Linked DNA regions of Mus musculus: region 2 is linked to region 1. The links are chromatin loops, found by intact Hi-C in ENCODE. Cell type or tissue: gastrocnemius. All regions are shown on one strand. Each heading gives the region's core, and the rest is flanking DNA. Links, peaks and the distances in the headings are about the cores only. Region 1 overlaps Itga9 (integrin alpha 9). Region 2 overlaps Itga9 (integrin alpha 9).

The links. A loop is a pair of places that touch in the nucleus more often than their neighbours do. Peaks named below come from ENCODE experiments on the same cell type or tissue, not always from the same donor. Only the 100,000 strongest peaks of a DNase experiment are listed, where the experiment ranks them.
Region 2: it touches region 1 in a loop (1.9-fold over the local background); 2 of 42 quality-filtered maps call a loop at or near these places.

The regions. Positions count from the first base shown.
Region 1 is chr9:118,675,332-118,691,563 of GRCm38, forward strand. Itga9 (integrin alpha 9) reads left to right here. Exons shown (of 28, transcript NM_133721.2): 12 at 5,605-5,695; 13 at 6,404-6,449; 14 at 13,939-14,093. Among named protein-coding and RNA genes, the nearest start is that of Itga9, 77 kb to the left of the region's middle. In gastrocnemius, for the core only: a CTCF peak has its summit at 9,241; no DNase peak of the experiment used is centred there; H3K27ac peaks cover 805 bases.
Region 2 is chr9:118,625,022-118,641,253 of GRCm38, forward strand. It overlaps Itga9 (integrin alpha 9), which reads left to right. Exons shown (of 28, transcript NM_133721.2): 2 at 1,427-1,554; 3 at 3,118-3,224; 4 at 11,482-11,605. Among named protein-coding and RNA genes, the nearest start is that of Itga9, 26 kb to the left of the region's middle. In gastrocnemius, for the core only: no CTCF peak of the experiment used is centred there; a DNase peak (open chromatin) is centred at 7,454; H3K4me3 peaks cover 857 bases; H3K27ac peaks cover 2,103 bases.

The sequences.
Region 1 (16,232 bases), core at 5,630-13,629:
CCCGTTGTTGACGCTATAGTGTGTCACAGTGTGGTCCAAGGTATACCGTCTGTCCACACAACTTAACTTGCAAATGTTCATCTCAATGAGCCATTGGTCTGGTTCAAGCCTCTGGCCTCTGCTACAGATCAATACAGATCTTCCCTAGGACTTCTCTGGGGTACCCTGTCGTTGCCCTGTGTCATGGATATCTTGCAGCTTTGGCTCTGCAAAACTGGTCCCTTCACGTGCTGCAGCAGTTCATAGTTAGGGTAGATGTTGGAGTGGGCCAACTCAAAGCCTTGGATCTGGGCTTAGGTAGTATCGGAATTTCTCAGCTCCCCCACACCCACGCCACCAGAGACAGCTCTCCCATGCTTACGCTCTCAGGCTGGCTCATCCATTGCCACGGCAGGCAAGGGACAGGGCCAGCTCTTTGGTTCTCATGCCCTTGGGGCCAGCTCACCCGCCCTCACACTACCAGGGCCAGCTCTCCCATGCTCACACCCTTAGGCTGGCTCACCCAAAACTCCTAGAACCAGGGCCAGTTCTACTGTGCTTCCTGGGCAAGGTACTGGTCCTGCTCCCCCCCCCCCAACCAGTGCTACAGTTGGCAAGGGGAAGGAAGGGCCAGCTCTCCTGCTCTACCACAATGCCCAGGGGAGGGGTGGGGCCAGCTCTTCACAACCTCAGATATCAACGTGGCCTCAGGCAGCAGCCCAGACCAGGGATATCCACTAGGCCTTTGGTGGTAACAGACCTCTGCTACTGTGGGGCCATGGACACAGACATGACCCAAGTGGCAGCATGGGCCAGGACCTCACCACGGCCTTAGGTGGCATCACTGGCTACTCGCAGCAGGCTGTTCCTCACTGCCGTGGAGTCTCTTCACTGTGCACACATCCTTCTGCCTCTCTTACTCTTCCATCTCTCCACATTCACTTGCTCATCTTAGTGGCCCTCAGGCCTCTGGGCATCTGGAGTTGTCTCAGAAGTGCTATGCCCAACCCATGCAGAGTGGCACCAGGCAGGGGTCATCTGGGACATGCTCTGCCTACCTGGGCCGTGTGAACCAAGGTCTGTATTTTAGGAAGCATTTGTAAATAGGGTTACAGTCTCTTTCATGTTTGTTTGTTTATTTATTTATTCATTCATTCATTCATTCATTCATTTGTGTGTATGTGTACATGTGTGTATTTATAGTGTTGTGTGTTTGGAGCATGTGTACATACATGTGTGATACACACAGGCCAGAGGAGGGTGTGAGGCACCCCTGGTCTGTCACTCTCTCCTTCCTTCCCTTAAGACACTACAGCTAGGATGGTGTCTTTCAAGGCCCAGCAATCCTCCTGCCTCCGTCCCTGTTCAGGCTCATGTGGCATACCTGCTTTCTATGTGGCCGCTGAGAATTTGAACTTGGGTCCTCATGTTCTACAGCACGTGCCCTTGCCCATAGAGCATCTCCCCAGCCCCGCAGACACAGTGTCTACATGTACAACAGTCCTTGCAGCAAATCTGAGTTAGACGGTGGGGCCTTGCTAATGACTTGGGCCTAGGCTCTTTCTCTCTGCCAACACCTGCTTAGTCAGAGCTTGACCTCAACTAAGGGAAAAGTCCTTAGGGAGATTCACGGAGAGGAGGAGGGGCTATTGCCAGAGAGCCTGTCATTTCTCCAACCTGAATCCTCATCACAGCTGTGTGAGACAGATACACTTCTTCGCCGTTGGCTTTCTGATGAGCCCCGCAGAGGGTATTGGCTTTGCCCAGAGTAGCTGCCTTCCTCAACTGCATTTTGGAAAAAGGCCTGCCCAAGGAGGTTCCATAGGAAAACCTACAGATATGGGGACTTGTACACACACTTCCTGGTGCGTCCGTCCACACAGACTGCTCCTTTGTCCTTAGATACAAGTAACCATGGGAACAACAAACTATAGGTGATTCTGCCAGCTTCATTAGAAGCTGGAAACACAGAGTGTGGCCTCCAGGGTTTGGGTCAGGGATGCTTTGTCCCCATGATGTCATCTAAGGAGCCCATCCTTAGGTGGAGATGAGGGGTGGGGAGTTAAGGGGGAGGGTCAGTCTCCACACATCCTCCTGGAAGCTTGTGCCTGGACCTCGGAGGCTAATCACACAGAGGGGCCACCTGCAGGAGCCCCTGCCTCTCCTCTGGCGTGGCTCTCCAGTGTTTTGTTTGGTTGCTGGGTGGAAGCCTTGCAGAAAGCTGCAGTGCACATTTGTGGTTAGAGCGGAGCGTCTTGTGGGAAGCCGCGACTGGCAGCTGGAAACGGTGCCCCTGTCAGCACGCACCCTGGCTTGCTGAGCCTTTGCGGCTCTTTAAATAAAAAGGGTGGAGAGAAAATGAACAAGAGAAAAACAGCCATGGTCACATTTTCTAGGCTTGCTAATATGTGTATGATAAGGCCAATGATTTAAAAGGGAAAAACAATCCTTTAATGACAGGTTCTTCCGGACCTGGATCCTGGACAGAGAGGGCATTGTGTTTAAGAACTGGAGGAAGAAATCAGAAATGAATCTAAGCAATGGGATTGCTTTTCTTTGGACCCAAATGGTATTATTTCTTCTGGAGAAATTGTGAGATCAGAGCCTGGACTTCTCCCATGTTCCTCTCTAACTCATGCCACCTCCTTGAGGTTACCATGAAAAGTGTTGATTTTAAGATCCTCAGATGCCTTTCTCAATCCGAGAACCCCCCGGGTGGGCATGTCGCAGCGGCCCCTGTGATCTTTCTCCTGCCCTAACAGATGCTGCACGTAAACCTGGACAAGTGGAGGTTTCCCACAGTTCCTGGTTTCCATTTACAGTTATTAGCACCGTGCAGACTTATCTTCCTGGCTTTATAGCATAATGGCCTGCAGATGTCAGTGGATAACTTAAGCCTGCATCGCCACCCCCCAAATGGACCACCCCTCGCTCTCCCCCACTCCCAGCCACAGTATACCCAAGAAAGGAGAACCCACAGCAAGATGCTTCCAATGTTCTTGGCCTCCAGAGCCGAGATGTGCAGCTTCAAAGCGTGGGTTTTACTCAGATACACACACATTTGTTTAGACAAAGCCATGTGGGATGTGTGGCTGAGCCCTGTTAACAGGCAGTGTTTTTGCAGTACTGCCTACAGGGCTTCGAGCTGTCCTTTGATGCTCACACATTTCCGGCCGGATGCCTTAACAGAAGATGGCAAGCCACCGTCTTAGATCATCTCTGGGACAGTTCCTTGTAGTTATCAGCTGCTGAGGGCAGGGGATAGCCTCTCTTCAGCAGAGCCCGTGGACACGCCCCCAGCCCCACCAGGGCTTCCCCACAGAATGACTCAATAAGCATAGAGAAAGAAAGGCAGAGTGAGCCAAAGCTACCATTCACATTCCTGTTGTTCAGTTCCATTCAAAGACACCAAACTTCTTGAGCCAGAAAGTCTCATTTTCTGAGATCTGATCAATTCCACTCTTTTTTTCTGTCCACGGTGGCCTACTTAGCTTTTTGTCTCCGTGATTAAAAAAAAAAAAAAAAAAAAAAGACCAAAACCCGCGAGGAAAGGGTTGACTTCCGTTTACAGATTATAATCCACCACAGAGAGAAATCAAGGCAGGGGCTTGAAGTAGAAACCATGGAAAGATCACTGCTTATCAGCCTGCTCACTCTGACTTGCTTGGCCAGCTTCCTCAGACAGACAAGGCCCACCTACTGGGGATGGCCCCGCCCACAGTGGGCTGGCCCCTCCTACATTAGAAAATGACACATAGTCGCGCCTATAGGTCAATCTAATGAAGGCAATTCTTCGGTTGATGTTCTCTCTTTCCCATGACTGTAGATTTGTATCAAGTTGATACCCGAAGCAAACTATTGTGTAGTGAAGCCCACGGCAGAACCGCGACTGGGGGGGGGTCTGGCAGTGTGACACTGTATTCTTTTGGGTTTTTATTTATTTTTTAAAATTTATTTATTTTTTATTTTTTTATTGGGCATTTATTTCATTTACATTTCCAATGCTATCCCAAAAGTCCCCCACACGCTCCCCCACCCACTCCCACTTCTTGGCCCTGGCATTCCCCTGTACTGGTGTTCTTTTGTTAAAAGTATCTTTTTACTTTCTAGTTATGTGCATTTGTGTATGTTGGGGTGGGGGCCTGTGCAGTGAATGCAGTCACTGAGGAAGCAGAAGAGGGTACTGGTTCACCCTGAACTGGAATCGCAGGCAGTTGCACCCAAATGTGGGTGCTGGGAACCAAACTCGGAGCCCCGGGGAAGAACACTGTGCTCTAACCATTGGACAACCCCTCCAGCCCTGTATTCTTTATTAAAATGTGCATACGGACGTGTGTGTGTGTGTGTGTGTGTGTGTATGTGTGTGTGTGTGTGTAATGAAGCTAGAGGACAATTCTAGAGGACAATTTCAGGCATCATCCTCGGCTGCACTGTCCACAACCTTTGACTCAGGGTCTCTAATAGACCTGGGGTCTACTGATTAGGAAGGAGGATGCCCTTGTCCCCTGAATCCCCCCACTAGGATTGCAAGCACATCCTACCATGCCTGACTTTTTATGTCGATGCTGGAGCCAGATCTCAGGTTCTTGTGCTTGCAAGTCAAGTGTTTTACCAGGTGCCCCAGACCCAACAAATATTCCTGAACAAGGCTGTCTGTCACGATGAAGCTAATGGTGTATAATATGTGACCTGGTAGAGGAGTAATGGATGTGACCCGTGGGTTAAGGTCTTTCAGAAGTGGCCGACTCCCTCCCTGTACTTTCTAGGAGGCTCAGCACCATGCAGTTCTAGATTTACCAGGTCCAACAGCTGAGCCATTGCTATAAAGCTCAGAAGTCCATAGACCTCCTAGTTGGCTGTCTGGAGGGTAAGTTTCCACACGGGTGTCTTTCCAGCTGGATACAGTAGTGACCTGTCCATCTTAGGAGAGGCAAATGCAGTAGTTAGTACCTAACTAAGTAACAGGAGGGAAGGATGCTCCCGCATCTCAGCCAGTTGTATCTGGGTCAAAGCAAAGGAGACAAGAGAGATGGCTCAGTAAAGTGCTTGCCTGCCTTGTAATTCCAGCATTAGCGAAGCAGGTTCAGTTGGATTGCTGGGCATGTTGGTCAGTCAGACTAGACCACTTGGTAAGCTTCATACCATTGAGAGACCCAGCCTTTATTTGTCTTGAACGTGTCAAAATCATAGATGAGCCAGCAAGATGGTTCAGTAGGTACAGACATTTGCTGCCAAGCCTGACAACCTATAGTTAGTTCCCGGGACCCTCAAGGAGAGAACTGGTTCTTTCAGGACATCTTCTGTCCTCTGCATGTGTACTGCAGCCTAGGCAAGCCATGCACGCAAATAAACAAATGGAAAAAAAAATAATGTCTTTAAAATCAAGGCTTAATAGACATTTTGTTGGCACCAAACCCAGGCAAATTTTTAAATGAGGACTTCTGGCTAAGGCAAGCAAGAATAAGGAAGTGTGTGATCTTCAAGTATCTACTATAGACCTTATGGCCAAATTTACCTATGGTTCCTTTCAACAGCTTCAGACCCAGGGCCCTGAGGGAGCTGGGTTCCAGCAGTCCCAGTCCTCACTGCCCCCCTGTGACTCCGAGTTTCTATTGTCTGTTTCAGAAGCTGTCTGGGAGGAGGCTAAACCCGACCCTGCGGATGTTTGGGCAGTCCATATCAGGGGGCATTGATATGGATGGAAATGGCTATCCTGGTAAGCTGTTTTTCTCAAAACCATGCCAGATAAAAGAAGATAGGTGTGTGAGATAAGATAGGTTTTCAGTTTAGTTAGCAGTTGTTCTCACAGCTGAATGGGAGCTTTTGCCTGGTGGCTTCAGCTGCCGTAAGAAAATCCTTTATACAAAGTCTTGCTAAGAAAACCCAAATCCTTGGCAAAAGATCTGCTTTCAAATCACTAAAAAGCAATCCACCCAACACAGATTACAGTAAACTATATATTCAAATAAAATCATATCTGCTGTTGCTTAATGATTAAAGCTTAATCATTGTTTAATGATATATTTATATATAATAGTATGTGCTAGTAACTACAGAAAAATATACATAAACAAGATGAAGTTAATCTTCATGACGTGTAGTCCAAGATAGCCAACATTTTATCATTTTAATGTATAACTAATATAAAAGTTATTAATGAGTTAATTTTTAAAAATTAGGTCTTTTAAAATCTGCTATGGATTTTACATATCCAGCCCTGTTTCCAGGCCTCCGTACCCACATGTGGTTGGCTGCCACTTAAGACAATGTGGCTGTAATTCTTACAAAGACATTACACAGCCAGACAGCAGCAGTAGGAAGGGCTCCCTGACCACAAGGCTGGGCCTTTGTCACTGTGGCCCTGAACCAAAGGACAGCTGGGGCTGCTTTCCACAAGGTTCTGAGTCTGAATTCTTGTTCTCAGATGTCACCATCGGAGCCTTCCTGTCCGACAGCGTGGTTCTCCTCAGGTGAGATGTCTGGCTCTTGCTCGAAGGGCCATGTTCTTCATGAGTAACAGCCGGAGCTTTGTTGGGGAGGCCTGGGACAGATCCTATCAGTTGGCTCTTTCTTTTGTCTTACTCCTTGCAGGCTGAAGGGTCTGTGCACACACAGGAATGCTCCCTTTATTCTCGGTCAGTCTTTACCACCGAGTTCCAGAGTGTGGGCAGGGAGCTGAGACCTTTCTGGGGCCTCTTGACAGGGTTTCGGGTGATCCAAGAGTTGTTTGCCTTTGGTCATGACCACCCCCCTTTGTTGACATAAATACAAACATTCTTGTTTTTTATAAGTACCAGACACTCAAAGCTCTGGGAACCCTGTCCAGCCTCGGCTTCTATCTTTATAACCAGGATCGTCACTCAGTTAGTTCTTAATGGCAGGGACCAGGAACCTCCTGTCACTAGCGCAGCAGAGGTGAGAGACATGCACTTGGGCCCAGGACTTGCTAAAGCCTACTGAGCACCATCTCTACCCGTGTATCATCTTCAGTATCTCGGCCTGTGTGAGTCAGAGGAAGCAGAATTTTACTTTGGAGTGGGAGCCAACGGTTTTGTTAATAACTCGATGGCAGAATGTTCTAAAATAAACTGCTATGGTCTTCCAGCTGGAAAGGATCCAGAGCCCATGTAGCCCTCCACTACAGATGCTTTGAATTTAGCTCTGCCTTCTCCATGTCTCCCCAGAGGGACACGCTCTCCTCTTAAATGACATACCCCACAGGAAAGAACCAGCTGATCGCTAGACCGTTCTAAACTTTGAATTGCCCATGTGCCAGCAAGAATAACCTTGAAGTCGGGTATGACGTGGAGGGCAGGTGGTGTGAGTTCAAGCCCTACCTCTGTCCTTCTAGGTGGAGCCTCTTGGGCAAGCCCTTTGACCTCTCTGTTCCAGGGTTTTCCTCTGCCAAAGACAATAACAGGAGTATTTCCCACAAGCTGTGGGTTGATAACATGTAACTGTTAGACACAGCCTGGTATAGAGAAAAGCTGGTCTTGGGTGGGTATGGTTGGTTTGACTTTCTGACATTCTGCTTTCTGGTTTTGTGTCATCTACACAGAAGCCCTGCAGTTTCGAAGAGAACAGTGCATTCCCCAGATGCCAAAGTCAAACCTCCCTGGTTCCTTAAATTATCACCCTCATGACTCGGTTTCCACTCTTTCCTCCCTATTCTCTGGCATGGCCTTCCTCTTGGGCATGGTGGCTCTCCTCTTAGGCATGGTGGCTTTCCTCTTGGTCATGGTGGCTTTCCTCTTAGGCATGGTGGCTTTCCTCTTAGGCATGGTGGCTTTCCTCTTAGGCAAGGCCACAGTGAAGAGCTGTGAAGTGAAGAGCTGGGGGAGCCTCAGTGGCACCCTGTGAGGCGTGTATTCCCCTCACAATGACCTGACAGCTCCTTGTGGTTCTCAGGGTCCCTCTTAGAGGAAACATGTCCCCTGGATTCTTAGGAAGCAGTCTTGATACCCAGAGCACTTATTTGTTTTTGTGGTTTGTTTCTGTTGTTGTTTGTTTTTGTTTTACAAGGCACTGTTTCTCTGTGTAGCTCTGGCTGTCCTGGAACTCACTCTGTAGACCAGGCTGACCTTGAACTCACAGAGTCCACAGCCTCTGATTTCCAAGTGCAGGGATTAAAGGCATTGTTTGTCTCTTAGGCTTTATCATTTTTTAAAATTGAAAATAAATTCTTTTTCCTACAATATATCCTGATCACTGTTTCTGCTCCCTCATCTCCTTCCAGAGCCTCCCCACCTCCCCATCCATCCAACCCCAGGCCTTCTTTCTCTTCCTTTCCTTAGAAAACAGAGAAATCAAAACAAAACAAAAGAAAAAGAAAACATACCCAGTGTTTAGGAGAAAGAGAAAAACCACAAGAAGCACACACAAATCCGTAAAACCCACAGAATCGGGAACCATAACAGATAAGCAAAAGATTAAAAAGAACAAAAAGCTCAAAGTGTTATGAGAGAAAAAAAAATCTCTGAAAAGCCTGTTGAGTTGATTTTGCGTTGTCATCTACTGCGGGCACGTGGCCTGCCCCTACGGGTTTATATACTCTCGGAGACTCCATTGGAGAAAACTGAGTTTTCCTATGCAAGGAGTGGGATAGCTTCTGAGTTAGGGTGGGAGATGAAGCTCGCTTCCCCGCTCAGTGCTGGGACCTCATCTTTATTCCCCTGTGAGCTCTGAATCCAACGAAGTTTCTGTTCATCTCTCTGCCCCATGAGTACAGATGTTAAGTGAGTTGCCCTCACTGTGGATGGGAGACCTCAGACTCCAGCATGGAGCAGAAGGTGGAGTCTGGTGAGGTGGAATGCCAGGAAGACTGCACATGGGTGAGGGAGTGAGGACCCCACCCCTGGACAACAATGAGCCCAAGTGAGCTTCAGAGGAGGATGGGGGTGCCGCCATCGCAGGAGTCCATGCCCTCCTCCCCCGCTCTCCCCACTTATATACACTGCTCTGTTAGCATGAAACTGTGTGTGTATTTGATGCTAGAGACTGGACAGAGAACAGGGTGGCAGGCAGTCCTGGTTCTGGATCTTTGATCCTAGCCAGTGAGCCATAAACAAGTAGATGATGATGCAGGTAACCATGACGAGTGCCTCCCTCGCACCAGGTACTACATGAGCGTTTTATGTACAGTCCTGTGCCTAGCCAGCCATAGGCATGCACTCAGAGGGATGCTTCAGTAGGTGATTTCATCATGGCTGAGTTTCACAGTATGTACTTACAGTAAGCTAACGCAGCTATGTGGTGCCATCTATGGGACTGCCATCATGCGTGCAATCTGTCTTCACCGCTGTGCAGTGCACGACTATATTCATTGTGTGTTCTCTTTCTTTCTTGGATTGTAATTTGTATACAGCAAAACGTAGCAGTTTGGGCATACGGTTCAATGAGCTCTGACTGGTGTGGATACCCAAGCAAATTACACCACCATCAAGACAAAGTACATTTCTGCCACCTTGCACCTTTCCGTATGCTGTTAAAAGTTAATTCTTATTGTTATTGTGTTGGAGAGGCTCACATTAGGACAGCGTTGTGGAATGGGTTCTGTCCTTCTAGCTTTATGTGGGTTCTGAGAAGCAAACTCATGACAAGTGCTTTATCTACCGGTCTTCCTATGTTCTAATAGCATCTTTCTCCCAATAGGCATCTACCATTGTGGTTTCTGTCACCACAGGTCACTTTCACCTATTCCAGAATTCCACATAAGTGAGGTTACACCGTATGCATTCTAATTTCTGAGCTCTTTCACTCAACTTGATGTTTCTGAGATCTTGTACTCACAGCATGAACTGACCTCTAGCCCTCTAACCAGCTCCATGGTGTGTGTACTGCTAATAACCTGCTTTATGGGTGGAGAACTAGGGGCTTTGCGGTGGTGAGCTTGGTTGTCAGCTTGACACACCTGGGAAGAAAGAGAACCAGTGGAAGAATTGCTTCCATCTGGTTGGCCTGTGAGAAGTTTTCCTGATTGCTAATTGATATGGGAGGGCCTGGTCCACTGTGGGCGGTGTCATCCCTAAGGCAGGTGGGTCTGTCTGGTCTGAACGTGAAAGCTAGCTGGGCAAGCCAGGGGGAGAAGCTGATGAACAGTGAGCCTTGATGGTTTCTACTTCAAGCTCCTGCTTTAGCTCTCCTTGACATTGGGCCATAAATTGGAAGCTGAAATAAACCCCTTTCTCCTCCTGTTGCTTTTGGTCATGGTGTTTATCGCAGCAACAGGAAAGCAAATTAAGACAAGCTTTGTAGAAAATTCCAGATTCTGATAAGGGCCGGTAGGAAAACACAACAGGGCCACATGGTCAGAGGCAACGGTGGTGTCACATTCAGCCGAAAGGACCAGGTGGGCATGTCCTGGCAGAGGTGATACCCAAGGTCAGTGATTGTATTGGCTGATGCAGCTTTTGGGTATTGTGTGGCAGGGGCACACAGCTGTGGTTGAGGGAAGGAGACTGGGTGAGAGTGAGAGTGGCTATTCCTGAAGGTGGGTTGCAGATCCACAGATGGTTCAGGGACAGTGCTTCGGGGAAGTTAGATTTGGAGTTTCTTCTGATTTGGGGTGAGCCAAGCAAAGAGGAATGTGTGTGTGTGCATGCCTGCAGAGAGCTTCTGGGCTCGCTGCAGTTGCAGGCGCTGAGGGATGCACTTGGGATTTGGGGAAGCTTTGAGCTGTGGCTCAGAGAGAATCTGACTGAGCGTCTTCATCTGTGTGGACGCAGATGAGCTTCTTGGACAGAGGAAGGCCCGGGGCTGGTTTTATAACTAACCTTTCCCTGCCCCTTCCCTGCCAGGAGCACAAGAACACCACCCCATGAGAACTGTGCCCTAGCCACTTTTATTATTTGTCTGGAAGTACAATGTGAAGATTTGATGTCTCTGCCATTGTAAAGCACTCTAGTTACCTGCTTCTTTGAAGTCTTAAAAGCACCCCTGGCTCTGTCCTCAGGTGCCCCCTCTCTGCCTCTGTTATCTCTGGGGCTGGTGAGTGGCAGATAGGGTTCACCCTAGGAGATGGAGCAGCTCCGCCCTCAGGAAGTTTGCACAGGGGGCGGGGGGGGGGGGCACGGTGTTGGTGCTGTGTTCTGGTGATAGGAGCCTACTGCCATGCCACCAAAGAGCAAAGGAAATGACCAGAGAGGCTTACGAAAGATTGTTCTCCTCATCCAAAAACAACACTTGAAGTGGAAACAAAAAACCCGAGAGACCTGATGTAACAGATGTTGGAAGGAGATGGGCCCAGGAGGGCTTTGCCCACCCTTTCTTTCAAAGGACCCTCCCTGCTTTGCAAGGTTTGCAAGGTGGCTTGTTGACATTACACTTGGCTCTTCCTCCCAGCCCCATGCTCTCAGAAATAAGACTCAGACTCAAAATATGTTTACAACACCTTGCCCACATATCTAGGCTCTTCTTGAACTAGAATTAAAACAGGATAACCCATTTCTTTTAATCTTCATTTTGTCACGTGGCTAGTTCCCTGTGCTCAGGTACTATGCGTCCAGCTCACATCTTCCAGTGCCTTGCTCTTTCCCAAAATCCTTTCTGCCTTCCGGATGTCCCACCTTCCATTTCCTGCCTAAGCCATAGGCTATAGGCTTTTTAATCGACAAGTAATGCATCCATACAATATGCAGGATATTCTCTCTAAAGTAGTTCTGGACTGCTCCTTCTGTCTCCTGCTCATCATGCCATCATGTTCAGCTGAGCTCTCTGGAAAGGGACCTTGCCTTCTTTCTGACCCGTGGATAAAGGGATGGACTCTGTCTGGCCTTTCATCTTCTTTTCCAAAGCCTAGCAGTCAGGAGTTGCCAGGGTGTTTCTGTAGAAAGGAGCCTAGCTCTCTCTCTCTGAAGCTTTGGATACTTTTCTGTGCTCCCCTGCCCAGAAATGGGCTTCAGACTTGTGGGTGAGGTTTAGAAAGAAACAGTAGCTATTTTTCTTAGTAATGCAGCAGGCAGAGATAAGTCATAGGGCTGAGGCCACATATGTGTGCCTGCACTCGAACGAACACACACCCACATACACACGAGAGAGAGAGAGAGAGAGAGAGAGAGAGAGAGAGAGAGAGGGAGAGGGAGAGGGAGAGAGAGAGAGAGAGAGAAGGAGGGATGGAGGGAGGGATGGAGGGAGGGGTGGAGGGAGGGGTGGAGGGAGGGAGGGGGGGAGAGAGAGAGAGAAACACACAGTAGGGAGGCTTCGCAGCCAGCAGGCTTTTATACAGCATTCCTCAGCTTCTTTGTTGCCTACTTCTTATTGCTATGACAAAAGCTTGGATAAAAAGCCTAATGAGTCAAGGAAGGAAAGGTTTGTTTTGACTTGTAGGTTAAGGGTACAGTCCCTTTGGAGTCATGGAGGCAGGGGCATGAGGCAGGGGGTCACACTGCATCATAGTTAGGATGCAGAGGGAGCCAAATGCTGCTACTTGGCTCCGTTTCTCCTTTTTACCCAGCCCAAGACCCCCAGCCCATGGGCCACACTTTCCCCATGCAGGGTAGGTCTTCCTACCTCACTTAACCTGATCTAGAAATCCGTTCTCGTGATGACTCCAGACCCTGTCAGGTTGACAAAGTTAATCAGGACATCAATTGTATACCAATGAGAGTGTGGTGATCTACTTTATCAGTAGTTCTAGCATCTTCAGGAAGAAAGAAGAACATGGAGAGGCCAGGATGTTGGTTTCTTTCAGGCCTTAGTGCTGCCTGACTTCCTTTTGTCCCATAGCCAGATTTGTTCAGAGTCCCCCAGTTCACTGCCCGGTCACAGCTGCCCTTCCTTCTCTGCAATGGCGGCTACAGCAGGGTCCCCTCATGCCCTCCATCTTCTCAGTGCCTTATGTGGCCAAGTTTTCCTTTAATGTTCTCTCATCCTGGAGTTGGTTGGTCCTCTGTTCCCTCTGTCCTGTCACCCCAGTGCATGTTGGTTGATCCTTACATCTTTCCCATGCTCTTGGTGCCCCTTAATCTCGTGTCACTCCAGATGCATAAGGCCAGGACTCCTGAGAGGTGAAAGGTTGGGAGGGGAGAAGGTCAAGCCACAGCTTAGGTGACACCTCCTTGAGCAGATGTTTATGATGGGAAGGAGATGCCTGCTTCTGTCTCAGCTTTTGTCTTGATGCCCCAGGGGAGTCCAGGGATGCTGGCCATCCATCAGGCACTGGGCGGGTGGTCATGTCAGAGAGAGGGCTGTGTTTATTGCATTTCATTTTGTCCTAAGGCCAGACAGGCCTTGAAATGTTCGGCTGGTACCAGCTGGGACTCCATTAATCAATTCATTTTAGAGCATAACCAATGCGTTGATAGACATAAATGAAAGAGGATATTTGACCAAGTGGATGAGATAGAAGTTTGCCAAGTTCTAACTCACTTAGATAAAAAGGGAGAAGCGACTCAGTGTATACCCAGTGTTCTCCATCTCCCTGTCTATCTCTGTCTCTGTCTCTCTCTTCCCTGCCACCTGCTTCCTTTGGCTTCGTAATGCCGGTACCCAGGCTGGCCTGGAACTCTGGGAATTCCTTCTGAGTCAGTTACTGGGATTCTGGGGTTCCAGGGTAAGCTGTCACAGCCAGCTCTGTGTCTAGTCTCTGAGTCCCAGTTTATGTTGTAGAAACTTCTCGACAGTGTCTCCCCAACAAGATGGAAAGCGGAACTTCTTGGGTGAAATTTTAAATAATCGCCCAGCATCTGGTGGCTGATTTATGGCCTCAGCCAGCTGTGTTTCATTAACAACTAACTTGCCTTTGTTACCGGGAAGCAAACCATTAGTATTTTAGGGAATGTGCTACTTTTAAAACCAGAAAAAATACTTACAGAGAGCACACTGGCCTTTCTCTCTTGGGGCATTTCATTCTTTAATTAAATGCTGGCTGAAGGCCCGGGATCTATTCTGCCTGTGTAGTTCATGTTTGGTTCGGGAAGCTGCTACTTAACACAGGTTCCCCTCCCCCTCCTTGTCCTGCAGGGCCAGACCGGTCATCACGGTGGATGTCTCCATCTTCCTGCCAGGCTCCATCAACATCACAGCACCTCAGTGTCACGATGGACAACAGCCTGTGAACTGCCTGAATGTCACCGTGTGCTTCCGGTTCCATGGCAAGAATGTACCAGGAGAAATCGGTAATGAGTCACAGTGTCGGGACTCGCCAGTCTTAGCTGATGCGAGGTGACAACCCGGGGGATGCTCCAAGTTCCCTCTCACTTTGAGTCCCAGTGGGCTTTGCAGGCAGGGGGTCTTGTGGACTGGATACTCTTCCTCTGCGGCTCTGCCTTCCTCTTCCCTGCTCATTTACGTGTTTCAAGTTTCACACACCCTTCAGCTCTAGGACAAGAACCTCTTCCTGCATTCTCTCCCCAAATACATGAGGACCAGACGGGAACTCACCGGGCGGGGCAGAGTGTGGGCTGCTGAGATGGAGTGCCTGAGCATCCTCTGCATGCAACACTCCATGCATTGACATAAGGAGATGATAGGAATCTGGAGGCCGCCCACTAAGCTTGCACCATCAACTAGGTACCCGACACACAGCTGACTTTGGGATCTGGAGGTGAAGGTTTCCAGGACTCAGGTTTTTAAGAGTGTGGTGTTACTCTGGCATCTCAGAGAGTTTGGGAAAAGCTCATATTCAGTTAGACATTCTCGGACAGTCCAGGGAGATGGTGCTGCACATGGGGTTGGGCCCTCCCAAAATCAACCATCAATCAAGAACACTCTCTATTAGATATGACCACAAGGCAAAATGAGGTACATGCCTCAGTTGAGATTCCCTCTGATGATGAGAGGCAGTGTCAACTGGAGAGCTGTAGCTAATTATGGCCACTTCCGTGTGAGGTTTGTGTGCAATCTGAGTGTGAAAAGCACTACTCTGGAGTTCGTACTTATGCACAACCCCCAAACCTGCAAAGCACACCCACACGTGTAGTTCCCTCAGCTGGACTTAGGACATTCCATCCGTTACATCAACATGCTGATCAGTTGTTAGCAAACATTTCACAGGATGCTGTAAGCAATTATTATGTTGGAACGGGGAAGGGATGGGGAGTTGCCAAACCCAGGCCCTCTTGCCCGATAAATACATGCCTATACTCCCAAACCCCTGAATCTTAATTTTGTTACACATAAAAGGGATATTTTAGAGCTCTAGAAGATATGCAAGCAATAGTTCACACTGATTCTCATTCAATAACCATTTACTCAAATCTACCTGCGCCCTACACCAGGAACAGTTCCGAGCTGCAGGCCTGTGGGGAGTTCTCGTTGCTCTGTTCCTGATGTGGTGGTGGACACCACTTTTATAGTTATGATTTCGGTTCTGTAGAACATTAAAATGAGTGGCATTTGGGAGAGCGGAGAAACCGAGAAGTGAGTTTAAGGGCAAGAAGGCTCAGAGCGTGAGACTCCAGGGCTGAGTGAGGAGATGGGGTGGAGCCCCTATGCTTTCTCAACCGGTGACCCTTTCCGGGGCCACAGTCACACAACAGCTTTTCACAGACCACTAGGGTCTGAGCTTGACCATGGTCCTTAAAGTATTGAAAGGTTGTGGAAAGGCAGGCTGAGGAGCCACCTGGGCAGTGGTCAGTGGTGGGTGTTTGACCCCTGTGCATTCTCCATTCAGGTCACTTCCCTAGCCTCTGTCACATGAGTCACTGAAGACAAATGTCCCTTTGTACTCTGCGGCTCTCTAGGAATCTTTGCCATTAGCAACCAGGTTGGGGCTTGAGTTATAGCTGAGTCTTAAAGAAAGTGCTTAACATGTGTGAGACCCAGAATTCAACCCCCAGAAGCACATGTATGTGCACACATGGAAGAACTAAGATTCACGTGTGGACGATATTGAAATTGATAGGGCAGTAAGGAGAAGTCCCCTCACTTGTTTTTGTAAGATGCTGCCCTCCGGGGACAACCACCATCACTTCATCTGAATAGCAGGAACTACTCAAGGCCCCTGAGATGAGGTTGTTGTCTGTTCCCTCATAGAAGGAAGAAGAGGGAAGTCACTGGACTCACCTGAGACTCCAGCCATTTGCGTCCATACCTCTTAGCCATTTGTATGTCATTCTGCCCTAATTGCGCTTGGCCTCACAGTCTCTGGCACGCTGGAGTGGCCGTGGGAGGTCACTGGAGAGGTGAGGACCATGCAGCTGTGGGGAAGTTGTCATCTATGCTGGGGTGACACTTTCCAGAGTGGCTGTTCTGGGATCACCCACACTCCTGCAAGAACCATTCTTTCATGCTCTGTAAGTTAGCCCAACAATCCT
Region 2 (16,232 bases), core at 3,440-11,439, 52 kb before region 1:
AGGTGCCAGACACCATGACACCCGAGTAGCGGGGAGCTGACTGGATGAATGAGACCCCAAGAAGAAGGTGGCCCCTGGAACAGAGCAAGGGGATCTGGGGCCAGCTTTCTCTACCCCAGGGAGGCTCCTAACTCTACTCCGCAGAGAAGCCTAACAGTGGTGTCTTATATCCCAAGGCCTGCTGTATTTAATATCCTGGGGTGGTCAGATTTGTCCTGCTTCCTGGGTGCTAGAAACAAAGGCCAGCCCAAGTCCCCACTGCGCAGGCACTAGGAATCCACAGCTCTTGGAGCGGCAGGGTGGAATTTGTCCTAAGTGTCCTGCCCTCGAGCAGTGCCTTTTCCTAGTGGCTCACTGCTCAGCACACATTGTGCCCAGTTGTTATTTAGTCTTCTGCACTGTAGATCTTTTGTGATGGACCCCCGCAGTGGGGAGGTGGAGACAGGCTCCCTTGGGTCTCATTGGATTTGTGAGGGCCAGGCCAGGAAGAGACCCTGTTTTGAAACAAAAGATGGATAGAACCCAAAGAATGACAACCAGAGGTGACCTCTGCTCACATATACACATGAATGCACACACATGGGGGCACATGCGTGTATACATACACATGTACACTTACAACTCACGAATGAATGCACACACTTAAAGTTTAGGGCAGATTTATTTCTGTAACTCAAAGTGAACTTAATGTTGCTTCCCTCTTTGTGTTTGGCACCCACCAGGCCCAGACTGATCCGACTCCTCCCTAGCCTATCCTCCCTCCCCTCCCCCCCTTACTTATCCCTCTGGTAACCGGTAACTAGTAAAAGTGAGAGCCTGTTCAGTTACCTACCGATGGCCTTAGTCAGGGTGATGACAGGCTATGACCACAGGCAACCTATTGAGGGAAGGGTTTGTTTGGCTTGTATTTCACATCATTGTCCATTATTGATGCAAGTCGGCAGGAATTCAGAAAGGGCAGGAATCTGGAGGCAGGAGCTGATGCAGAGGCCATGGAGGGGTGCTGCTTACTAGCTCACTTCTCATCCTTTGTTCTGATTGCTTTCTTATAAAACCCAGGACCACCAGCTCAGGGGCGGCCCTGCCCACAGTGGGCTGGACCTACCCCCATCAATCACTAATTAATAAATTAGCCTGTAGGCTTGCCTACACCCCACTCTTACAGAAGCATTTTCTTAATTGGGGCTCCTTCCCCCTCTGATGACTCTGGCTGTGTCAAGTTTACAAAGGTTTGCGTTTCTTTTAGTTGGTTGTTTTACTTAAGCTGTGTGTGTGTGTGTGTCTGTGTGTGTGTGTGTGTGTGTGTGTGTGTGTTTCCTGATGCCTATTCAGATTGCTCACTCTTGCCTAGACAAAGATGTAACCCCCTGCCTTTTCTTCTCCAGCACTGGTTTGTGACCACACGCTCTTTCTTTTTGATGTGCAGGGTCCTCGTGGGTGCACCGAAGGCAGATTCTAAATATAGCACTTCAGTAAAGTCTCCTGGAGCTGTGTTTAAGTGTCGTGTCCATACCAACCCTGACCGGAGATGCACCGAGCTGGACATGGCTCGAGGTGGGTGGACATGCTTGTCAGGGTAGAAATGGGAGCAACACCTTCATGCTTTGTTCTTTTTCTACTTAGGACAGCCTCATCACTTGCCGGCCTACCCTCTCTCCCTCTTTTCCTCCCTCCATCTTACAGATGTGTATTGAGATGCTATAAGCTATTAGGCACTGAACAAAGCAAAGAAGGAGCCTGTCACCCCGGGCCTGGAAAACCAGTAGTCAGAATAGACATTAAAATAAACAATAGACTAAGAGAAATCCAGAGGGAAGGTGTGCGCCGGGGAAGCTCTATATTGGAGGTTGGAAACGGCTTCCTTGGGGATCTTGCTGTGTATGGAAGGTAGCTAGCTGGGAAGTCCAGGAAGTGCAGTCTCCAGCAAGGACAGTGTTGTCACAGGAGAGGTGAGCAGGGGAGGGAGAAAGTTGGAAAGGACAACTGCCAGGTAGGAGGGACTACACCACACAGGGCCTCACTGGACAGGTTAAATGACAGATTTCACTCTCTGTGTGCTGCCAGAGGCCATTCAGATCAGCTTTTATGTCTTGCATGGTGAAGGGCATGATTGGATGGACTGTGGTACTCACTTTTTTCTAGTAGATAATGTAGATCTACTGGATCAGTCTCCATGGATCGGCTCTGGTCCAGCTGTAGACACTGGGGATTGCTTGCACTGGATTGCTCTGAGAAGACTGAGATAGGAGAGGCAAGCACAGAAAGACACGGGCAGAAGAGCCAGGTGACTTGCTAGATGCTTCCAGGCCTTGCTCCCCTAAAGCCCTTTATCACCCAGGCCTCTGCCACCACTTCTGGCATGTCTGGGGAGACAACTCAGGGGGTGTTGGTTATGAAAGAGCAAGGATCTGAGCCCATTCCTTAGAATCCACAGAAAGAGCTGCGTGAGCCTGCATGAGCTTGTAGTCCCAGGGTTGAGAAGGTGGAGATGAGACGACTCCTGTGGGATCTCTGGTCAGACTATGTAGCTAATCCTGTGAGCTCCAAGTTCAGCAAGAGACTCTGTCTCAAAGCATAAAGCAGAGAGCAACAGAGGAAGACCCCTGACGTCAGCCTCTGCACTTGTCATGCATGGAGATATATATGAATGCACACCCTTCCAACATGTGGCACACACACACATGTTTGCATACCTCCAATATGTGTACACACATGCAAACATGTAAACATACCCACACATGGATGCACCCTTCAACATGTGCATATGCACACATGCAAACTTGTAAACACACACACACACACATATACACACCCTTCAAAGCCAAAAAGAGTCTCGATTTTATTTATCAGAAGAGACTTGGGTGTGTGGGATCTTCTCTGTGAGGTGTTTGTTACAGTGGCTTCCCAGAACAACATCAATGGGAACACCTTTTCCTTCACGAGAATGTTGTTGTGGAAAAAGAAGGAGCTGAATTAAACAGCAACATTTTGTTACAAGTTTCCATGGAGTTGACATTGTGTTATAGGTACAAAACTTTGAGTGCCCAGGACCACCCTTTGAAAAGCAGCCAGCTGCACCATTCCTCAATCCAAAGCTGACCTCTTTTCTCCCTCCAGGGAGGACTCGTGGTGCGCCCTGTGGGAAGACCTGCAGGGGAGACCGGGATGACGAGTGGATGGGGGTGAGCCTGGCCCGGCAGCCCAGAGCAGATGGCCGTGTTTTGGTAAGACCTCTGGGGAGAGGGTGACTTGGGACAGAGCACCCTAAGCATGAAGGACTGACCCCATAGGAAAGGTGGCTAGCACAGAAGCCAGAACACAGCGTTAAGGCTATCTGTTGTGCATTGCTGCTCTGAGATCTGTCCCACCTGCACTTTCAGGCCACATGTATCTGCATGAAGCAGGGACAGCTAAGAGGTTCAACACAAAACTGTAAAGTCACTTAAAACATTGTGAGATAACTTTTGTGGGATTTAAAAATACCTCAATTGTGTGGTTCTGAGTGTGACCCTTGTAGGTGACAGTATTGGGTTGCCATGTCAAAGTCTGACATGCCTAGAACCTGTTCTTTGTATTACCTTTAGACATATTGGGCTGAGGATGTAACTCAGTGGTAGGGAGCTTTCTTTTGTTTGTTTTCGAGACAGGGCTTCTCTGTGTAGCCCTGGCTGTCCTGGAACTCACTCTGTAGACCAGGCTAACCTCAAACTCAGAAATCAGCCTGCCTCTGCCTCCCGAGTGCTGAGATTAAAGGTGCCACCACTGCCCAGCCCTGGTAGCATGCCTTCTTAACATGCATGAGACCATAATTAATCCCAGGAAGCAGAGAGAGAGAGAGAGAGAGAGAGAGAGAGAGAGAGAGAGAGGAGAGAGACAGAGACAGAGACAGAGACAGAGAGAGACAGAGAAAGACCGAGACTGAATGAGACAGAGAGACAGAGTAAGGCAGAGAGACAGAAACAGAGAGTGAGACAGACAAACACAAAGACAAGAGAGAGAGAGAGAGAGAGAGAGAGAGAGAGACAGACAGACAGACAGACAGAATATGAGAATATAGGTAGAAAGAAGTTTGTAAGCCTGGCGTGGTGGCGCACACCTTTAATCCCAGCACTCGGGAGGCACAGGCAGGCGGATTTCAGAGTTCGAGGCCAGCCTGGTTTTTCATCTACTCAACCCCCCACATCCCAGAGGCAACTGCTGTCTTGCAAACATTGCTGTTGGTTTTTCTAGAACTTTACATGAATGTAATTCAAGTGTTCAATTCCTGGGCCAGGCACAGTGAAAGGAGAGAAGTGACTCCCATGAGTCACCCTCTGAAGTGTGCACACACACACAGACACACACATACACATGCAGACATATACATACACATATAACATATACACACATATATATACATGCACACATATATACATGCACACACATACACACATACATATACACACACACATATATATACATGCATACACACATATACACATACACACATGCATATACACAAACACATATACATGCATACACATGCACACATACACATACATGTATGCACACAAACATACACATGCACACACATTCATGTGCACACACTGACACACACACACTAAGTACATGTTAAACAGACAAACAAGCCTCTAACTGTGACAGAGACTTGATTATTAACCATTTTCTCTTTTTTCACATGTCCTTTTCTGTTGCGTACTCAGGCATGCATACCTCACAGTCTGCTGATGTTTTCACACACATACATCCAGGCATCCCATGGTCAGCACCCTGCAGACTCCTTCTGCCCTTTCCCAGGCAGCTGGTGCCCTGTAGGGTGGTCCTCTTCAGACTTCCTATGAAGTCTGCCGTCGGCTTTCCTCGAAGGCTGTAGGATGATTTGTGTTTGAAAAGTTCAAGGTCAAGAAGGGAAAGTGAGTCCAGCTGCTGTATCTCAGGGGTTTCCTTTGGGCCACAAGCTGTCAAAGCTGGGGGCTTTATGGATGTTTGTTCCCAGGGGAAATGGGCTTTCCTCAAGGATACAGGCCAGACGTTTCTAGTCCCTCTGAGGAACTCTGTTCTGTGTTGATCTCCTCAACCCGACCTCAGCACACTTAAGAGACCCCCACATTGTTGGGTCCTTGGGAGAGAGAGCGGCTGGATGCTGTCACCAGAATTATAAGGCCTCCCTGCTGGACACCACTGTAGGTCTCATTGCCCCCTCCCCCATTTCTGCTGGCCTTGGATTCTAGTCCTTTAATCCCTGTTTCAGCAGGCCATGGATGATGGCCAAGCCACCACATTCTTCTAGGCATGGTGGCCTGACCCCACAGGGTGACTCAGCCCCAAAGAGCCATATCTCTTGTCTCCCATTCTTGGGAAAAAGATGGGAGAAACCAAGCATGTATATTCCCCAGAGGGGACGCAAAGCTGTGGTTCAGAACCAATATGGAAGGGGAGAAGGAGGAGGAAGAGGAGGAGGAGGAGGAAGCTGGGGACAGCAAGGCATGAGATGCCCCTCCAGGCACTGAATCTAGAGATAGCCTGTTCTGCCAAGATATACTAACTTAGGGATGTGAGACTTTAGTGTGGTTGAGAGTTTGCTTGCAAAAGTGCAAGACCAAGACCAAGCTGTGCCAGTTGGTACGAGACTCTATTCAGTTTAGGGGCTTAAAGCAACAGTGAGGAGCATGGGAGACATTTGCCCCAAAGCCAAGGAGGCAGGGTTCAAAATTTGTGGGATGTGGCGCTGCAGATAATCCTAGCTAAGTAATTGGGCTAGATTTCTGTTTTACACAATGCTTGAACCATTCATTTGATCAGTCACTCCCTAAGGGTGCTGGGGAAGGAGGGGTAGGCACGAGGGGGTATCTGAGGTCTCTATTCCTGTTGTCGTCACGCATATAACATGTGAAGCAGCACCCCAGCCTTGAAGAGTATTACGTGCTCTGAGGAAACGTGTGCTTTCTTTGGGCACGCATGTTTCTGATAAATGAAAAGCTCACTTCTCTGCTAAAATCAGGAGACAACATCAGAAGTGCGTGAGAAAACATTGTTGTACAACAGCATCTCTAGAACTCTCCATCTCACAGATGCCAAATCTTGTATCTCTCAAACACAACTCCCTTCCTCCTGCCCCCTGCTTCCTGGTAATCATCATTCTAATTTTGAAGTACTCAACATGTCAGATCCCCTGCAGATAGGAGCGGGCTGGATTCGTCATCTTGGGTTGGCTTCTGCCATTTAACGTAGTGTCTTCACTGCTCAGCTCTGTCGTAACATATATGACAGCATTCTTTTCTTTTCTTTTCTTTTCTTTTCTTTTCTTTTCTTTTCTTTTCTTTTCTTTTCTTTTCTTCTCTTCTCTTCTCTTCTCTTCTCTTCTCTTCTCTTCTCTTCTCTTCTCTTTTCTTTTCTTTTCTTTCTTTTCTCAAGACCAAGTGATACTTTATCACACGTGCACAGTGCTTTCTCTGTTTGTTCATGGATGCATGTTTAGGTGGCTTCTAGCTCCTTGCCATTATGAATAAAGTTGCTACAAACACTAGCAAAGATTTATTAGACATGCTGGGTGTGGTGGTGCACGCCTTTAATCCCAGCACTCGGGAGGCAGAGGCAGGCAGATTTCTGAGTTCGAGGCCAGCCTGGTCTACAAAGTGAGTTCCAGGACAGCCAGGGCTACACAGAGAAAGCCCTGTCTTGAAAAACCAGAAAAAAAATTTATTAGACACCCCACTTTCCCTTCCTTTTGGGTACGTATGTGGAAGTGCGACTATCAGATCATGTGGTAATTTTGCTTTCCATTGTTGGGAATACCTTGGCACTCTGTTCCTCTAAAGTTCACAAACCATTTTGTGTTTGGCCAGCATGCAGAAAGTTCCAGAGACAACTAATTGTTCAACTGCTTGCTATTGGCATCTTGTGTACTGAAGATAGAATCCACAGCCTCAGGCATGCTAAGCACTTGTTCTGTTACTGAGCCACACCCCCAGCACATTCTATTTCCCTTTAAATAGTAGCCACCCTAAAGAGTGTGAGGTGATATTTCATGATGGTTTGTGTGTGTGCATCTATGTTAGTGTTATTTAAATCCATTTCTTTTTTTTTTAATGTCTCATTTTTGTCTGTGAAATATTTCTGGGAATCAAAAAAATTTTTTTTAAATTGAAGGTAGAGAAGGCATTTTGATCCCTCAGGAAAACTTTGTGGCACAGGATAAAACCTGTCTCCCTAGGGATACAGCCTTGATTTCAAGGATAGGGTGGTGGAGGGGACAGCTGTGACTTCGAGAGAGTAAATCATCTCAATGACAAATGGTCTCAGCGGGATCAATGCTGCCAAGACCCAGAATGTCAAGCTGGCCAACCAGGCTAACCTTGGCCCAGTGGCTGCCTATCTTGGGTCTGTGGATAAGGTGGTTCCTTCTAGTTTCCACCAGGGACAAATGATCCCTACTACCAATGCTACCATGGTACTGAAAGCAAGTTCCCTTCCCACACTGTTCCCGCACCCCTGGAGTGCAGAGATGGTGTTGTCAGGAATAGGGAAGAAGGCTTAGTCAGCCATGCTGCATAAGCATAAAAACTGGAGTCCAGATCTCCAGTACCATGCAAAAGCTGGGCACAGCCACTCATGACTGCGCTCGTAGCCCTGGCCAGCCAGCCAGACTGATGAGAGCCAGCTTCAGTGGGAGATTCTATTTCAAAAAATATATAAAGATAGAAAGTAAGGGCGGAAGGTACTTTATATTATTAACCTCTGGGCGCACGCACGCACGCACACACACACACACACACACACACACACACACACACACACACACACACACACACCTCGAACATTCAGAACCACAATCTTTCCTCATCAGAGCTGCCAAGCCTCAGATAAGGAATTATCTAAACGGCTCAATATTTTTTTCTGGGTGGAAGCAGCGCTTTCCGGCTCTAACTCCGCTGTTTCCTTTCTGAATGTCAGGGCTCTCTCTGGCCCTCTCATCTGCTTACTTCCCTTGTGTCTTCTTCAAAGCCACCCAGTATGTTCCTGTGGCTATTCCTGTCGCTGCTTCCTGGTTTGCTGCGTGCGTACGTGTGAATGAGTGCTCTGCCAAAATATAACATGTGAAGAAAAGTGCACAGGTCACGAGAACATACTCTGATGAGTTTGCTGTAGGTAAACATCTGCCAAACAACATTCCCAGCGCTAACCACCCCAGAGCCTCTTCCCCTGTGCCCCCCCCAGTTACCCCCACCCCCACCCCGGCCCAGGGAGGCACAGTGTCTTTGGGAGAATTCCGTGACAGCTCAGCCTTGCTTTAATCCTGTGCCCACTGCGTCTCGATGGCCGGGGTGTGACCGAGCTGTGCATTGCAGACCTGGAAGCATGGCAAAGCTTGTTCATCTGTGGACAACAAGTGCAGGTGTGTGAGGGTGGGAGGGACAGACAGGCATTTGTCACCAAGCCACCCTCCAGGAAGAACATGCTGTATTCACACAACAAAGAAGGCCTTTGAAGGGAATTGGAGAATTTTCTTCCTCTTCTTATTGCTTGGGAGGATAATCAGTCCTTCTAACTTGAGATGTGTGAGGGCCAAGATTTGGGGTGATGGTAGGGTCCTTAGTCTTTTCCTAGGGTGCTTTAGAAGATGAATTTAAACAGGGTATTGCCTCCTGAATCTCCTCCTCGTCTCCACCTCCCTCCTTCCCCTCACCTTTCCCCCTCCATCTCTGTTCTCCCTCTCCCCTTCCTTATCCTCTTCCTTCCTTTCCTCCTCCTCTTCCTCTGTCTCTTCCTTCTCCATGTTGTTTTCTCTTTCCCCCTTCTCTCCTTCCTCATTTTCTTCCCTCATCTTACATCTTGTTCACTCCCCTTAGAGCACACAGTACCTCTGGGTTACCCCCATAGCCCAAGAACATAGGCTCTGGCCACTTCCAGAGCAATCTCTTCTTCCTTATCCTTCACCACTCCCTGCCCTTCCTTACAACTCACTCCCCAAATCGACCGAGTCACGATGCTTTGCAGTTCCTCGGAATCTTGCTCTTTTTGTACAGGATGCAGGTCAGACGGGCTCACGTGCGTGAGGATGATCTGGCTAAGCACAGTGTTTTCTTCTTATAATTTATATTCAGAGTTCCTTTCTATTTTCTGGAGTGGGGTCTGTCTTTGACCTTTGATCTCTGTCCTCCCAGAATATTGTAAATTAGATGAGTGTAAAATGTAGTATTTGGGTCTCCTAGGGATTCTTCAAGGTCACCCTTAAACAGTTTATGGGATGGAAAGCAGACAATATAATAAACATCGGTGATGCTGTCCATGTGTGCAGCTGGCTTCCAGACACACCACGATAAACTTCGGCCTCTCTAACTCAGCATGCTATAGGTAACGAGAGCTCTCAAGCTGTGGGCCAAGCCCTTCAACTAGAATAAAGCCTATTTGCTCAGAAACTGGGTGATCTAAGAGACTCAGATTTACAAACTGTAAGAACTAAGTCAGAATCCAAAAATGAAAAAATCTGCTAGTCAGCCCTTTCTATTCACGGGTTCTGTGTCTGTGGATTCCATGGGCTATGGGTTTGATAGCTCCAGATTCGACCAATTGTGATCAAAACTGATTTTTAAATCTGCATATGCTCTACGAATGGGCAGACCTTTCCCTTGTATTCATTCTCCAAATGGCGTGATGTAACAATTTCTGTGTTGACTGCACTGTTATAAGTATAGAGATGATTTTAAGCATGTAGGGACTGGGGAGATGGCTCAGTGAGCAAGAGCACCTCATTCTGCAAGTGTCGGGATCTAAGTTCTAATCCCCAGCGCCCATGTAAAAACCATGTATAGTCACACATGCCAGTAGCCCGAGCATGGCGCTGGGGAGCAGAGAAGCTGACTCTAGGTTCCGTGAGAGACTCTGCCACAAGGCAGTAAGATACCACACACACATACCACACAGGAGGGATATCTCTATGTAGAAGTATGGGACAACTATTGACCTTGTGATCTTTCCTGTTTCTCACTAAGTGCTGTCTCCATCTGCTGAGAAATGTCTCTTTTTTTCCCTCACAATGCAAGAATCAAGTGGGGAGGGAAGATAATATAGTGAAGTAGGAGAGACAGCTGATCTGTCATTGGCTATCTCAAACATGGCACAGAGTGTGGCCAAGCTCAGGTCTCCAGTGCCCTACTGAGGTCCCCTTTGGGCAGAGTGGCTTATCAGGGCCCCCCAGTGGCAGCGTCACTGGAGGGAAAAAGAGCAGAGAGCTTAGATGACAATGATCTTATCATTCAACAAGTGAGGAAGAGCCCATACAGAGGCCTTGGGTGTCCCATTCCAGCTAGGTGCCAGGGCCTCATGGGACGGGTTATAAGAATAGCCACTGTCCCTGCTTCTCAATCAGGAATCCAGAATCTGATGATAGAAAGGCCTTATAGAAAGATGAAGCACAGGAGCAGCTAGATCCAGTCCTGGTCTCAGCATTGACTGTGTTACCCAGCCACTCCCTGCTACTTAGCAATCCCATGAAGAACATAGAAGTCCTGGGCCCATGAGATGACTCAATGGGTAAAAGTGTTTGTTGTACAAACCCGGTGACCTGAGTTCAATTCCTGGGACCACATAAAGGAGAGAACCGGCTACACAAAGTTGACCTCCAACCTCTACATGGGTGCTGTGGCCGAGCACTGCCTTGCCATCATTCTCTTAATAATAACATAGTTGTAAAGATTTAGGAAACTGACTCAGTCACTGTTCTATTGCTGTGAAGAGACACCATGACCGAGGCAACTCTTAAAAAAGAAAGCATTTAATCAGGGCTTGCTTGAAGTTTTTGGAGGTTTAGTCCCTTATCATCATGACAGGGGACATGATGGTGTGCATGGTACTGGATCAGTAGCTGAAAGCTGTATCCTGATCCACAGGCAGAGAGAAACACTCTCACTTGGCCTGGGCTTTTGAAACCTCAAAGCCTTCCCCCAGTGATATACTTCCTCCCACAAGGCCACAGCTCTGATCCTTCTAATCTGTTCAAATAGTGCCATCCCCTAATGATTAAGCATTCAAATATATGAGTCTATTTGGGCCATTCTTATCCAAACCACCACAAAAAAATAGAAAGTGAGAGGCCTAGCTGAGGCCTGGCTGCCTCTCTGACATCTTCTTACTTCAGAGTCTCTCCACTCATTGTCTTTCTTTCCCTGTGACTTCCAAACCTAATGCTCTGCTCACGTCCTTTGCACCAAATGCTTCTCTTTCCGGAAGCGTCTCCCTTCTTTTGCTCAGTGTGGAGGGTGTTGTCCACTCTCTAGGCTTTCCCTGCCCTCTGCCTAGAAGCCACGTCTCACTCCAAGACTCAGTAGCCCACTGTCTTCTGTCGTTCTGTCTCTGTGCTCAGGTCCAGCTATTGATCACTCTCTCCTCCAGTGACTCTCAGGAGCTGGTTCTTCTCCATTTCATTTTTCTGATGCCTTGATGTGAACTTCAATCTCCCTCCCTCCCTCTCTGTCCCTTTAGGCCTGTGCCCATCGTTGGAAGAACATCTACTACGAAGCAGACCACATCCTGCCCCATGGATTCTGCTACCTCATCCCTTCCAACCTCCAGGCCAAAGGCAAGGTGCTGATTCCCTGCTACGAAGGTAAGTGTGGATTGGTTCTCTCTCAGCGCGGTGACCTCCTTGCTGGGTGACTTCAGCAATCCCCAGCCCTCTCCCTCACACCACTGCCTCAGCTTCTCTCAGGCTTTCCACACACTGGTGTGAGAGCAGGGTTATCTGTCCCCAGATCGACTCTGGCATCAATGTCATGTCCATGGAAGAGGCAACTGCAAGGGGGACAGTGGTCTAGGCCCTGCCCAGCCCTGCTCCTGCCACAGAGACTACTGTGTTCATTACCAGTTCCAGGGATAAGATTTAGTCAAACAATTCAGCTGTTCTCTTAGCTTTCTGGAATTACCACATGCTATAGGGCCTTGGGAAACTTATTATCCTTTTCTGAACCTGAGAGTCCTTATCAGAAAGGCAAGGAACGGGTTCAGGTGATCAATACAGCACTGCCATAAAGCCAGGATCGTCATTGGACTTCTAGAAAAGTCCTGGATGTTCTAGGCTGTGGGAAGAGAAGATCCAGTCTCTATAAAGCCATAACATGGCAGAAGTTGACCAACCAGCCCCCTCATTCAGTTCTTATGGCATACACTTCTGACCATCCTCGGGTGTCTGTCAGAACTAGTCAGAGAGCATTCCTTGGGTCTAGACAACACTTGGTATCAGTCTACTGTCACTGTGTAACAATACATCTCTAAGTCAAACAATAATAAACATGATTTTTTTTTTAAATTTATACAACTCCACACAGGCTTAGTGCGCTCTGATTGTGGATTTGAGTCGGGTCCATTCTACATGTTGTCTTCTGAGACCATGAGCTCTGTGGGGTGTGTTTGTGAGCACAGGGTCACTCGGGGTCTTCTGCGATGCCCTGCTTAGAGCTGCACATTCTTGGGCAAAACTGAGCCAACCTAGTTCTGGTGAGCTGCTGAGCCAGGTCCCTCTCTAAGTGCAAAAGGCTGTTTGATTTTTCATTGCTTCCCACTTACACCTTTGGAAAGAGGTCTAAGTGGCCTGGGTCCGCACTGCCTTGTGCTTCCCTGGGCTTCCTTAGGTTTTGTTCTCGTGGTCATCAAGAGGGGTTCTGACACTAAGGATATTGTAAATCATTTTTGTCTCATGGGGGGCAGGGGGACCCCATGGCACTATGTGGAACTCAGAAGCCCCCAGCAGGACATTCTGTGAACGGTTCTCTACAGAAAGGTCAGCAGGGACTTAAGTGGAGGCACAGCCCCTCTTCTTGTGTGAGGGTGGGCTGTTTTCATACCTTCATTCTTTCTCTGCTTGAGGCTGGGCCAGATGGGGAGACTGAAATCTGGCCCTGTTCATCTCTATATTGTCCTAGTGGGACAAAAACTCTTCATCCTAAACACCCATGATATAGCCACAGGTGTAGCTCAGTTGGTAGAATGACTGCCCAGCATATGTGAAGTTCTGGGATTTTTATCTTCCTGGCCAGCTTGGGAACATGAATGAGCCCCTGTCACAAATGAATGAATGAATGAATGAATGAGTGAATGAGTGTTATCAGTCAAGTAGCAGAGAACATACATGAGTACCAGCCAGGACATTTGGTTTTCACCCACCCGTCTCAGCACTTTCCACATCCTATACAGCTCACTCACTGGTCCCCAAACACAAACACATGGGACAGGCCAGCCCACCCAGGTCAGCTGAGCCCTAGCTCTTGCGTAGCTGTATGATCGAGAAATCAGCATCGTTATCATTTGCCATGAGGGATTAAAATTGTTACGCAGAGGTAGCTGACAGATGCAGGGCTCCGCTTGGGAGCTCAGAGTCCTCCTGCAGCAGTGGCCTAGGTTTCTTTGCTTTGTATATTTCTTTACTCCATGATGGTCAAATGGAGCCAGAGAAGATTTAACCAGAGAACATATTAGCAAGATGTTTGCTCCCACCTGACTTTTCTTCCTTAAGGACACGCATACATATTCAAATTTGTACGTTGGGAAAAACAACAACAACAACAAACCCAAAACAAAAACCCAACCACAGTAAGGAGAGGGGCCAGTATAGGGAGTACTGGGACCAAGAGCAGCTGCTGAGGAAATCTGAGGACCGGACAATGGTTCTGTGTACTTGGATCTGTAAAATGGGAGGGGTGGTGATGCTCAGATTTCTCAGGAAGACTGGGGTAGTGGGGTGAGGGGGTGGGGGTAGGGATTAGATGAGAGGCAGGCCCGCAGTGAGAAGGCCCTGTCCTGTCCTGTTGGTTTTGGAGATCTCTACTTCCTTGTTTTGTGGTTGAAACGAAACCAGCTTTGGCTCCTAAAACAACCATTATTTTCTCTTAATGTGGAAAACCTCGGTGATGCAAGCTCCCTGTTGCAGGTGGGGGTCACATTATGGTTAAGGACAATGGGAGCATTTAGAGTCTGATAGGACCTTTCAGATGTCATCTAGACCGGCTTGCAGGGTATCAAGGTCCAGAGAGATAAGCATGGCTTGCAAGTCTGAGTTTTCACTATGTGGAGGGTGAGTTGCACAGTGGTTAGAACAAAACCCAGGACTCCAAATGCCAGAACCTGAGTCCTGCCTCTCTACAGCTCCCTCTCATTAACACCAAGTGCCAATGAGGATGTAAATTCTGTGCCCAGCTTAAGTGATCAATACTTTTGGGTTCTTACAGCAGTGTCTGGTGTGTATTCCCTATGCTGAACATATTGCATACATTAATATGCTTGTTATAGGCTAATGAGCCAGGTACTAAGCGAAGTTTATGAGTCATTACAAGGTGACTGACTTGTGTTTAAGGAGTAGAGATCATTTAGTTGTGTTAAGTGGCTCACGAGCATCACAAAAGCCAACACACACAGTCCCAGAAGAGAGAGCAGTGGGGCATTGTAGATAGAATGAAGAAGAGAGGGGAGTATGTGAGGAGAGAAGGGGAACCAGTGGGAATGGGGAGGGACACAGGAGGGCCATAGTGAAGGAAGGGATACCAGAAAAGTGTGTACTAATATATACACGAGAGATGGGGAGATGGCTCAGTGGTTAAAGGACCAGAGTCTAGATCCCCATATACATGGCACGCGAATGTGGCACACCCCTGGAAGGCAGAGACAGAGGGGCCCCCACGGAAGACTGGCTAGTGAGACCAAGCTATTTTGGTGAGCTCTGGGTTTGATTGAGAAGGCCTAAATCAGGGGAAAGGGCAGAAGAGGACTTGAGGATGATTTCTGATACTAATCTTGGGCCTTTATCTGCATGTACACACACACACACACACACAGACACACGAATACATCAATACACATATGCACATGCACACCATACATATGAAAAATATACATGCTTGAAAACATCATAATTAAACTTATTTTTTATAATAATTAGAACATGGATTAAAAATACAACTCTTCCAGTTGCATCCCAGTCAAGGAGACACGGAGGCAGGCTTATTTCATTGTATGATTGAGGAATTGGAAACCTGTTTAAAGCTTACAGTCTGCTGAAGTCAGGGAAGTGAGGGACAGAGGCACTGCACTGTGAGTCATGGCAGCAGGCAGGGCAAGGTTTGGAGAGACTCCTCCTTCCAGGTTTACTTCCTGTGCAGTGGGGGCAGATGCATGAGGGCCAAGACAGGTTTGCTGGGGGCTGCTGTGCCACACCACATCTCTTGGTGCAGTTAGAGGTCTTGCCAGTGCAATGGATGCTGGCATGCCTCCACTCCTCTTTGGGCTGTTCTAGGGAGATCATGAGAAATTCCAGAGGACTGTGCTCAGAGAGCCTGCCTGTTGCTCTGTAGTGATGCCTCCTTGTTGGGCTTCGGGAGGGTCAGCTGTACAGACTCCCAAAGATTGGAAGGTCGGTTTGGTAGACTAAACTTTCTGGGCCACCTTTCTAAAATGTCTTGAGCTTTTTTGTTTTTAAAAAGGTTAATTCTTAAGTGTCTTTGTGTGTGTGTGTGTGTGTGTGTGTGTGTTTGTTGTGGTATGTGTAGTGAGTATGTATGTAGTGTGTGTATGTATGTGTGGTATATGGTGTGGTGTGTGAATGGTGTATGTGTAGTATGTGGTGTGTGTGTGTATGGTGGTGTGATTTGTGTGCGTATGTGTGTGTGTGCTGTGTATCTATCTCTGTGTATATATGCGAATATGAGCAAAGGTGCCTATCTGACTGGGTCAGATTTCCTGGAGCTGGATTTACATGTGGTTTTGAGTCCGCTGAACTGGGTGTTCTGGGAGAGCAGTGTACAATCTTAACTGCTGAGCCACCTCTTGGGTCCCTCAAGCTTTATATATGTATATGTATATATATGTATATATGTATATATATTATTAGTTATTTTCTTCATTTACATTTCCAATGCTATCCCAAAAGTCACCCATACCCCCCCCCCCACTCCCCCACCCACCCACTCCCACTTTTTGGTCCTGGCATTCCCCTGTATGGAGGCATATAAAGTTTGCATGACCAATGGGCCTCTCTTTCCACTGATGGCCGACTAGGCCATCTTTTGATACATATGCAGCTAGAGACAAGAGCTCCGGGGTACTGGTTAGTTCATATTGTTGTTCCACCTATAGGGTTGCAGATCCCTTTAGCTCCTTGGGTACTTTCTCTAGCTTCTCCATTGGGGACCCTGTGATCCATCCAATAGCTGACTATGAGCATCCACTTCTGTGTTTGCTAGGCCCCA